Linked DNA regions of Homo sapiens: region 1 is linked to region 2. A link is an interaction called in ENCODE POLR2A ChIA-PET data of the cell type or tissue named here. Cell type or tissue: PC-9. All regions are shown on one strand. Each heading gives the region's core, and the rest is flanking DNA. Links, peaks and the distances in the headings are about the cores only.

What was found. ChIA-PET counts read pairs that join two places held together with the same protein. Peaks named below come from ENCODE experiments on the same cell type or tissue, not always from the same donor. Only the 100,000 strongest peaks of a DNase experiment are listed, where the experiment ranks them.
Region 1: POLR2A ChIA-PET joins it to region 2 with 6 read pairs; 9 of 35 experiments call an interaction of 5 or more read pairs at or near these places.

Annotation. Positions count from the first base shown.
Region 1 is chr1:23,828,550-23,833,017 of GRCh38, forward strand. All of the region lies in intron 1 of LOC105376861 (a long non-coding RNA gene), which reads right to left. Among named protein-coding and RNA genes, the nearest start is that of HMGCL, 5.4 kb to the left of the region's middle. In PC-9, for the core only: no CTCF peak of the experiment used is centred there; a DNase peak (open chromatin) is centred at 1,912.
Region 2 is chr1:23,736,634-23,740,962 of GRCh38, forward strand. No RefSeq gene overlaps it. Among named protein-coding and RNA genes, the nearest start is that of ELOA, 4.7 kb to the right of the region's middle. In PC-9, for the core only: no CTCF peak of the experiment used is centred there; no DNase peak of the experiment used is centred there.

The DNA of each region.
Region 1 (4,468 bases), core at 160-4,159, 92 kb after region 2:
CTACGCCCAGCTAATTTTTGTATTTTTAGTACAGACGGGGTTTCACCATGTTGGCCAGGCTGGTCTCAAACTCCTGACCTCAAGTCATCCGCTCTCCTCGGCCTCCCAAAGTGCTGGAATTACAGGCGTGAGCCACCACACCCAGCCTTTTTTTTTTTTTTTTAGATGGGGTCTCACTCATTCTCTTGCCCAGGCTGGAGTGTAATAGTGCAATCATAGCTCACTGTAGCCTCAGCCTCCTGCACTCAAGCCATCCTCCCACCTCAGCCTCCTGAGTAGCCGGGACCACTGGTGCATGCACCATCACAACCAGCTAAGTTTTAAATTTTTTGGCCGACAATGGTCTTGCCATGTTGCCCAGGCTGGTCTTGAACTCCTGGGCTCAAGTGATCTTTCTTGTTTTGGTGCCCCAAAGTGTTGAGATTAAAGATGTGAGTCCCAGCACCCAGCCAAGAAGACTTAATATTGTTAAAATGTCAGGGAGGTGGAAGCTGCAGTGAGCTGTGATTGCACCACTGCACTCCAACCTAGGTGACAGTGAGACCCTGTCTGAAAAAATATAAAAAATAAAAATAAAAATTACCATATGATCCAGGAATTTCACTTCTAGGAATATACCCAAAATAATTGAAAACATGGACTTAAACATATGTACATATACCAATAGTGTTGCTATGTTCCTCATAAATACATATTCTTGTATATACAGAATATAAATATATTTATTTATATATTTATATATAGAATGTATAGAATATAAATTTATTTATAAATATACATATATATTTATATTCTGTATATACAAGAATATATATTTATGAGCAACATAGCAACATTATTGGTATGTGAATATCTGTTTAATTCCTTGTTTGCAATTATTTTCAGTATATTTCTAGAAGTGAAATTCCTGGATCATATGGTAATGTTTGTTTTTATTTTTGTTTTATTTATTTATTTTTTTGAGACTGAGTCTCACTCTATCACCCTGGCTGCAGTGCAGTGGTGCAATCTCAGCTCGCTGCAACCTCCGCCTCCTGGGTTCAAGCAATTTTCATGCTTCAGCCTCCCGAGAAGCTGGGATTACAGGCATACACCACCACACCTGGCCAATTTTTGTATTTTTAGTAGAGATGGGGTTTCACCATGTTGGTCAGGGTGGTCTCGAACTGCTGACCTCAAGTGATCCATCCACCTTGGCCTCCCAAAGTGCTGGGATTACAGGTGTGAGCCACCGCGCCCAGCCTAATTTTTTTTTTTTTTTTGAGACAGGGTCTTACTGTGTCACCTAGGCTGGAGTGCAGTGGTGCAATCACAGCTCACTGCAGCCTCCACCTCCCTGGGCTCAGGTGACCCTCCCACCTCAGCCTCCTGAGTAGCTTTTATGTATATATAAATTTACATATATAATTTTAAATATATTAATATATAATATATACTTATAAATTATTATATAACAAATTATATAATAAATATATTATATTTTATTTTATTTATAATTATATATTTTTATATAGTATATTTATATATAATATACTTATTATATATGCATATGTGTGTGTGTGTGTATATATATATATATATATATATATATATATATATATATATAAAAACTCTCCTATTGGTTCTGTTTCTCTGGAGAACCCTGTCTAACACAATGAGCAATAATGTTGCTCATAGTAACATTATCTGTGATGGCCAAAAGGCGTACAGAACGCACATGTGCATTAACAGATAAATGGATGAACAAAATGTGCTATATTGTATACCTACAATAGTTACTCATTCTTGAAAAGATATACAATTCTGACACATGTTGCAACATGGATAAACCTTAAAAATATTCTGCTAAGCCAGACACAAAAGGGCAAATTTCATGATTCCACTTATGTGGGTGTGATGGTTAATTTTATGTGTCAACTTGACTAGGCCACAGGGTATCCAAATATTTGACTACACATTATTTCCGGGTGTGTCTGTGAGGGCATTTCTGAATGAGGTTAGCATTTGAATCAGTAAAGGGAGTAAAGCAGATTACTCCCTCAATGTGGGGGGCATCATCCAATTCTTCGAAGGCCTGAATAGAACAAAAAGGTGGGGAAGGAAGAATTCTCTCTTCTACATTCAGACTGGGACTTACACTACACCATTGGTTCCTCTCATTCTCAGGCCCCTGGGCTTCAACTGGAGCTACACCTCACTGGCTTTTTTTGGTCTCCAGCTTGCTGACAGCAGATCATATTTCATACATATACATATCTTTTTTTTTTTTTTTTTTAAGATAGAGTTTTGCTCTTGTTGCCCAGGCTGGAGTGCAGTGGCGCGATCTTGGCTCACTGCAACCTCCACGGGTCAAGCGATTCTCCCGCCTCAGCCTACCGAGTAGCTGGGACTACAGGCACCCAACAACACGCCTGGCTAATTTTTGCATTTTTTTTTAATAGAGACGGGGTTTCACCATGTTGGCCAGGCTGGTCTTGAACTCCTAACCTCAGGTGCTCCAGCAGCCTCCAAAAGTGTTGGGATTACAGGCGTGAGCCACTGGGTCCGGCCTATATATCATCTTTTATTGGTTTTGTTTCTCTGGAGAATCCTAACTATTACAATGAGGACTTTATTATAGTCAAATTCATAGAGAAAGAAAGTTGAATAGTAGTTATTGGGGGCTGGGAGTGGAAAGAAATTGGGAGTTATTGTTTAATGGGTACAGAATTTCAGTTTGGGATATGAAGGAGTTCTGGATAGTGGAGATGGTTGTATAACAATGTGAATGTACTTAATGGCACTGAATTAAAATGGTAAACTTTATGCTATATATATTTTAAACAATAAAAAAAAATAAGTAACTGCACAAGAAAAAAAGACTTAGGCAAGGCATACCCTTGCCAGCTCCCCAGTCCCTACTACTCCTAATTGTCACAGACACGAGGCTTCTCTCCTTCCTCTGTTTGCCCCCCTAAAAGCCCTTGTTGGCAAATTCTCAAAAGTAAATAACTTACAAGCACAGCTCTGAGGCAAATGTCTAAACTAAAGGGCAGAGACTTTAACTGGTTGTTGAATGTGGTGTCTCCAATACCAGGCACATTTGGTGGCATGAAGTAAATACTGAAAGAGTAACACTAGCAACTGTTACAGACTTTGCTCAGGGTCACCCTTAGTTGGAATCTTATTTTAACCAAGATGTTTCCTTTTTTGCATTGTAACCCACCCTCAATTACAAAGCTTACAATAATTATTAACAATAGCCCCTACCATTTATTAAGTATATTTTCTGTATTGGTTGTGATATATAGTAACTTTTCATGAGTAATCAGACTCTGCAACATAAATGTTACTCTTTCCATCTGAGAAATGAGGAAACGGAGGCTTAAGAGACATTAAATAACTTTTCTAAGATCATGTATGGTAGGTAAGTTCAGACCCAAATCTGACTCTAGAGAATGCTTTCTTTGCTACATGATAACACTATTCCCTCTTTCCTCTTCCTTTCTCTCCAAATTACTAAAAGAGATGGCTGCTGTGATTAAGGCACAAGTTGGTGCTAGGTGCTAAGACCGCAGTAGTAAATAAGATTCACCACAATTCTGTGCACCTTTCTCAGACCTTCAGATTTTATGGTAATAGTTTTTTTTCCCAGGACTTTTTTTTTTCTTTTTAATTTTTTTTTTTTTAATGAGACGGAGTCTTGCTCTGTCGCCAGGCAGGAATGCAGTGGCGTGATCTTGGCTCACTGCAACCACCACCTCCTGGGTTCAAGAAATTCTCCTGTCTCAGCCTCCCCAATAGCTGGGACTACAGGTGCCCACCACCACACCTGGCTAATTTTTGTAGAGACGGGGTTTCACCATATTGGTCAGGCTGGTGGTCTCAAACTCCTGACCTCAGGTGATCCACCCGCCTCGGCCTCCCAAAGTGCTGAAATTACAGGCATGAGCCACCACGCCTGGCCTCAGATTGCATTTCTAATGCACAACAGCAAATTTCTGTTTATAGCTTTTCCTTAAAAGCAGATGACATCTCTTCTGCAAGTGGGAATAATAATGTTTAAATCCAACATCTGCCTTTCTGCAAATCCTGTGAGAGCAATAGCAGACTTTTTACAGTAGTGGAACTTAGTCAGTGTCAACTTTTATGAATGTTTATGATATTCTGGTCCATAAAGCAAATTTCAAAAAATTGGTGACATGTATATCCTATTAATTAACCATAATTAATGACAAATGGATAAGTGTGTGTGTGTGTGTGTGTGTGTGTGTGTGTGTGTGTGTGTTTGAGACAGGGTCTTTCTCTGTCACCCAGGCTGGAGTGCAGTGGCACAATCATAGCTCACTGCAGCCTTGAGCCTTTGGGTTCAAGTGATCCTCCCACCTCAGCCTCTCAAGTAGCTGGGATGACAGGCACATGCCACCATACCCAGCTAAATTTTTTGTTTTGTATTTTTTGTAGAGATGAGGGTCTTACTATGTTGCCA
Region 2 (4,329 bases), core at 1-4,000:
AGGCTGGAGTGCAGTGGCTGTACATAGGCATGATCCCACTACTGATCTGCATGGGAACTTTGACCTGCTCCATTTCCGACCCGGAACGGTTCACCCATTCTTAGGCAACCTGGTGGTCCCCAGCTCCCTGGGGGTATACCTTATTGATGCTAAACTTAGTGCGGACACCTGATTGGTATAGTGCACTACAGCCCAGAACTCCTGGGCTCAGGCCTCCTGAATAGCTGGGACTACAGGTGCATGCCACCATGCCCAGCAGCTCACACTTTGTCTAACAACTTTGTTCCAAGAGTACTCTCAGCAAAGACCACAACCACATTCTCAGTTTCTGGGGTTGAGGGCACGGTGTCACTTGTTTCCTAAGTATCAGTTTACTCATCAGTAAAATGAGCATTGTTTATAGCACTTTGCCAAGTGTTTTCTCATGTGATCTGTACAACAATGCTGGTAGGCAAAGTTTTCATTCATCTCAGTCAATATTTATGGAGTGCTGGCCAGGCGTGGTGGCTCACGCCTGTAATCCCAGCACTTTGGGAGGCCAAGGTGGGCGGATCTCCTGAGGTCAGGAGTTCAAGACCAGCCTGGCCAACATGGTGAAACCCCGTCTGTACTAAAAATACGAAAATCAGCTGGGTATGGTGGCAGGCGCCTGTAATCCCAGCTACTCTGGAGGCTGAAGCAGGAGAATAGCTTGAATCCGGGAGGTGGAGGTTGCAGTGAGCCGAGATTGTGCCATTACACTCCAGCCTGGATGACAAGTGTGAAACTTCTGTCTCAAAAAAAAAAAAAAAAAAAAAATATGGAGCGCCTATTAGGTAACCAGGCACTGTTTTAGCTACAGTGATGTCTCATGGAGCTTACATATTGGGAAGAGACTATAAGAAGTGCCTCTTAAGTGCGCTATGTGCCACTTAAGTAAGGTAATTTCAAATTGTCTAAGTGCTGTAACAAAAATAAAACAAGATAAAGAGCTAAGGGAAGGCCTGCAGACAGGCTTCCACCTGGATACAATTTATATAAATCCATAAAGTTTAACAGTATCAAAGTATACTTGTTACTTTTTAATTTTTTTTTTTTTTTTTTTGAGACAGAGTACTTGCTCTGTCGCCCAGGCTGGAGTGCAGTGGCACTATCTCGGCTCACTACAACCTCCGCCTCCCAGGTTCAAGCGATTCTCCTGCCTCAGCCTCCGGACTGGCTGGGACTACAGGCATGTACCACCAAGCCTGGCTAATTTTTCTTATTTTAAGTAGAAACGGGGTTTCGCCAAACTGATCTCGAACTACTGACCCCAGGTGATCCACCCGCCTCAGCCTTCCAAAGTGCTGGGATTACGGGCATGAGCCACTGTGCCCGACCTACTTTTTAATTTTAACGGTAGCTTTTTTCCCCCTAGTAAATACAGATTCTCAGTAGACTGCTTGTCATGAGCAGAGAGAAGTCTGTGTTCTACCCTCTTTTGACAAAAGGCCTCAGAGGTTATCTAGGTCTGATATCTTTAAATTGTTAGTGGAAAGTTTCATCCACCTTTCAAGACATTATGTGAAAGTTGTGGATTTTGAATCTCAAACACTACACCCTGGAGCTGGCAGTCTCCACATGCCATTACTATATTTGAAGAGGGTGAATTCAGTTTGTGAAACCCAAAAAGATGCCATCCGTAAGTAAATAACCAACTGAATGTTGGTTGAAGGATGTGAAACAAAGATGAGTGTAGTCAATTCAGAAACATGAACCCATGGGGAAGAGAACAGTGGCCACAGCTGTGCAGAACAAAACTGGCCAGATGGGCCAGGCACAGTGGCTCACACCTGTAATCCCAGCACTTTGGGAGGTTGAGGCAGGCGGATCACCTGAGGTCAGGAGTTCGAGACTAGCCTGGCCAACATGGTGAAACCCTGTCTCTACTAAAAATACAAAAATTAGCCAGGCGTGGTGGCACACACCTGTAATCCCAGCTACTGGGGAGGCTGAGGCAGGAGAATTGCTTGAGCCCGGGAGGCAGAGGTTGTAGTGAGCCAAGATCCTGCCAATGCACTCTAGCCTGGCTGACAGAGCGAGACTCTGTCTCAAAACAAAAACAAAAACAAAAACAAAAACAAAAACAAAAAAAACTTGCCAGATGGAGGATTTTATATCTTGCTTTACAGCAGCACATTATATTTTCTTTACCAAGGCAATGCATTTTCCCCAATAATTGCTGCCTTTTCAAAAAGACCTATTATATGCCAATTACTTGACATATTAATAAGCCTCAGGATATCTATACAGTAGGAGGAAAAAATTTCAGCAAGTTTAAGTAACTTGATCAGGAGCCATGGCTAGCATTGGTGGAATTGGGATTGGAGCCCAGGTTGTCACTAAGCTCCAAGCTTTGTTCTTTACACCACCATCCAAGCAACTTCAGATGCTGCCTACTTGCTAAGATAGAGTGGCAGACCTCTCGGCAGAAGAGGTCCAAGGAGGAAGCCCGCTTGAGCCACCATGCCTCACTTAGCACACTGTCAGGCCCGCAGAATCTTACTTGACTGTTTTATGAAAGGGCTCCTCTCTGCTATGAGGACAAGATGGTTGATTTTTTTTTTTTTTTTGAGACAGTTTCATTCTTGTTGCTCTGGCTGGAGTGCAATGGTGCAGTCTAGCTCACTGCAACCTCCATCTCCCAGGTTCAAGTGATTTTCCTGCCTCAGCCTCCCAAGTAGCTGGGATTACAGGCACCCGCCACCACACCCGGCCAATTTTTTTTTTTTTTTTTGAGACAGTTGTTGCCCAGGCTGGAGTGCAATGGCGCAGTCTCAGCTCACTGCAACCTCCGCCTCCCGGGTTCAAGTGATTTTCCTGCCTCAGCCTCCCAAGTAGCTGGGATTACAGGCACCCGCCACCACACCCGGCCAATTTTTTTTTTTTTTTTTTTTTTTGAGACAGTTGTTGCCCAGGCTGGAGTGCAATGGCGCAATCTTGGCTCACTGCAACCTCTGCCTCCTGGGTTCAAGCAATTCTCCTGCCTCTGCCTCCTGAGTACCTATGATTACAGACAGGTGCCACCACGCTGGGCTAATTTTCATGTTTTTAGTAGAGACGGGGTTTCACCATGTTGGCCAGGCTGGTCTCGAACTCCGGACCTCAGGTGATCCACCCACCTCTGCCTCCCAAAGTGCTGAGATTACAGGCATGAGCCACTGCGCCCGGCCTGAAAATTTTTTTAACTTGTCTTTCAGTGTTTTAAATCTCTCTAATGCTAGCCAGCCTAGGATTACTCTTTTCCAAAATTAAAATACCTTTAAGTTATTTTCATTATAAAAATAGACCAGACTGGGTGCAGTTGCTCATGCCTGGAATCTCAACACTTTGGGAGGCTAAGGCGGGAGGATCACTTGAGCCCAGGAGTTCAAGACCAGCGTGGGCAACCTAGTGAGACCTTTTCTCTACAAAAAATAAAAATAAAAAAATTAGCTGGGCATGGTGGCATACACCTGTAGTCCCAAGCTGAGGCAACAGGATTACTTGAGCCCAGGAGGTCAAGACTGACAGTGAGCCGTGAATGTGTCAGGGCACTCCAGCCCGGGCAACAGAGTGAGACCCTGTCTCAAAAAAAAATAAAGTAAGGGCTGGGTGCGGTGGCTCATGCCTGTAATCCCAGCACTTTGGGAGGCCGAGACGGGCGGATCACGAGGTCAGAAGATCGAGACCAGCCTGGCTAACACGGTGAAACCCCATCTCTATTAAAAATACAAAAAAAATTAGCCGGGTGTAGTGGCGGGCGCCTGTAGTCCCAGCTACTCAGGAGGCTGAGGCAGGAGAACGGCATGAACCCGGGAGGCAGAGCTTGCAGTGAGCCGAGATCGCGTCACCACTCCAGCCTGGGCGACTGAACGAGACTATACTGAGTAGACTATACTTGCTGCAAAAATTCAAAAAAGTGTACGGAGCAGATGAGAGCCTCCTTGCCCATCCTCCTCCCCTAGTATAGCCTTGAATTCATCTCCCAAACAGAATAGGATGGGTCTTTTAGTTACTCTCGCAGAGGGCTCTGTAGTGCTGATAAGAGAGCTGAGGAGCCCCTCTTAGGTTTTCAGATGACACGTCAGGCTAGCCTTATATTTAATAATTTAAATTTAATAATAATTATTTCAGTTTTCAAGAAACTTACTGAATCTCACCTATGTGCTAAATGTTGCTGATTGAAGATGGGTAAATAGCCTCTGACCTTAGGGATCTCATTCCTGTGTTGAACACTCGTGTGTAAACCAAGGGTTACAATGGTAATCCCCCAGTGAATACATACAGAGTACCAATTTTAGAAGTGGTTGAAAAGTTTTTTTAAAAAAT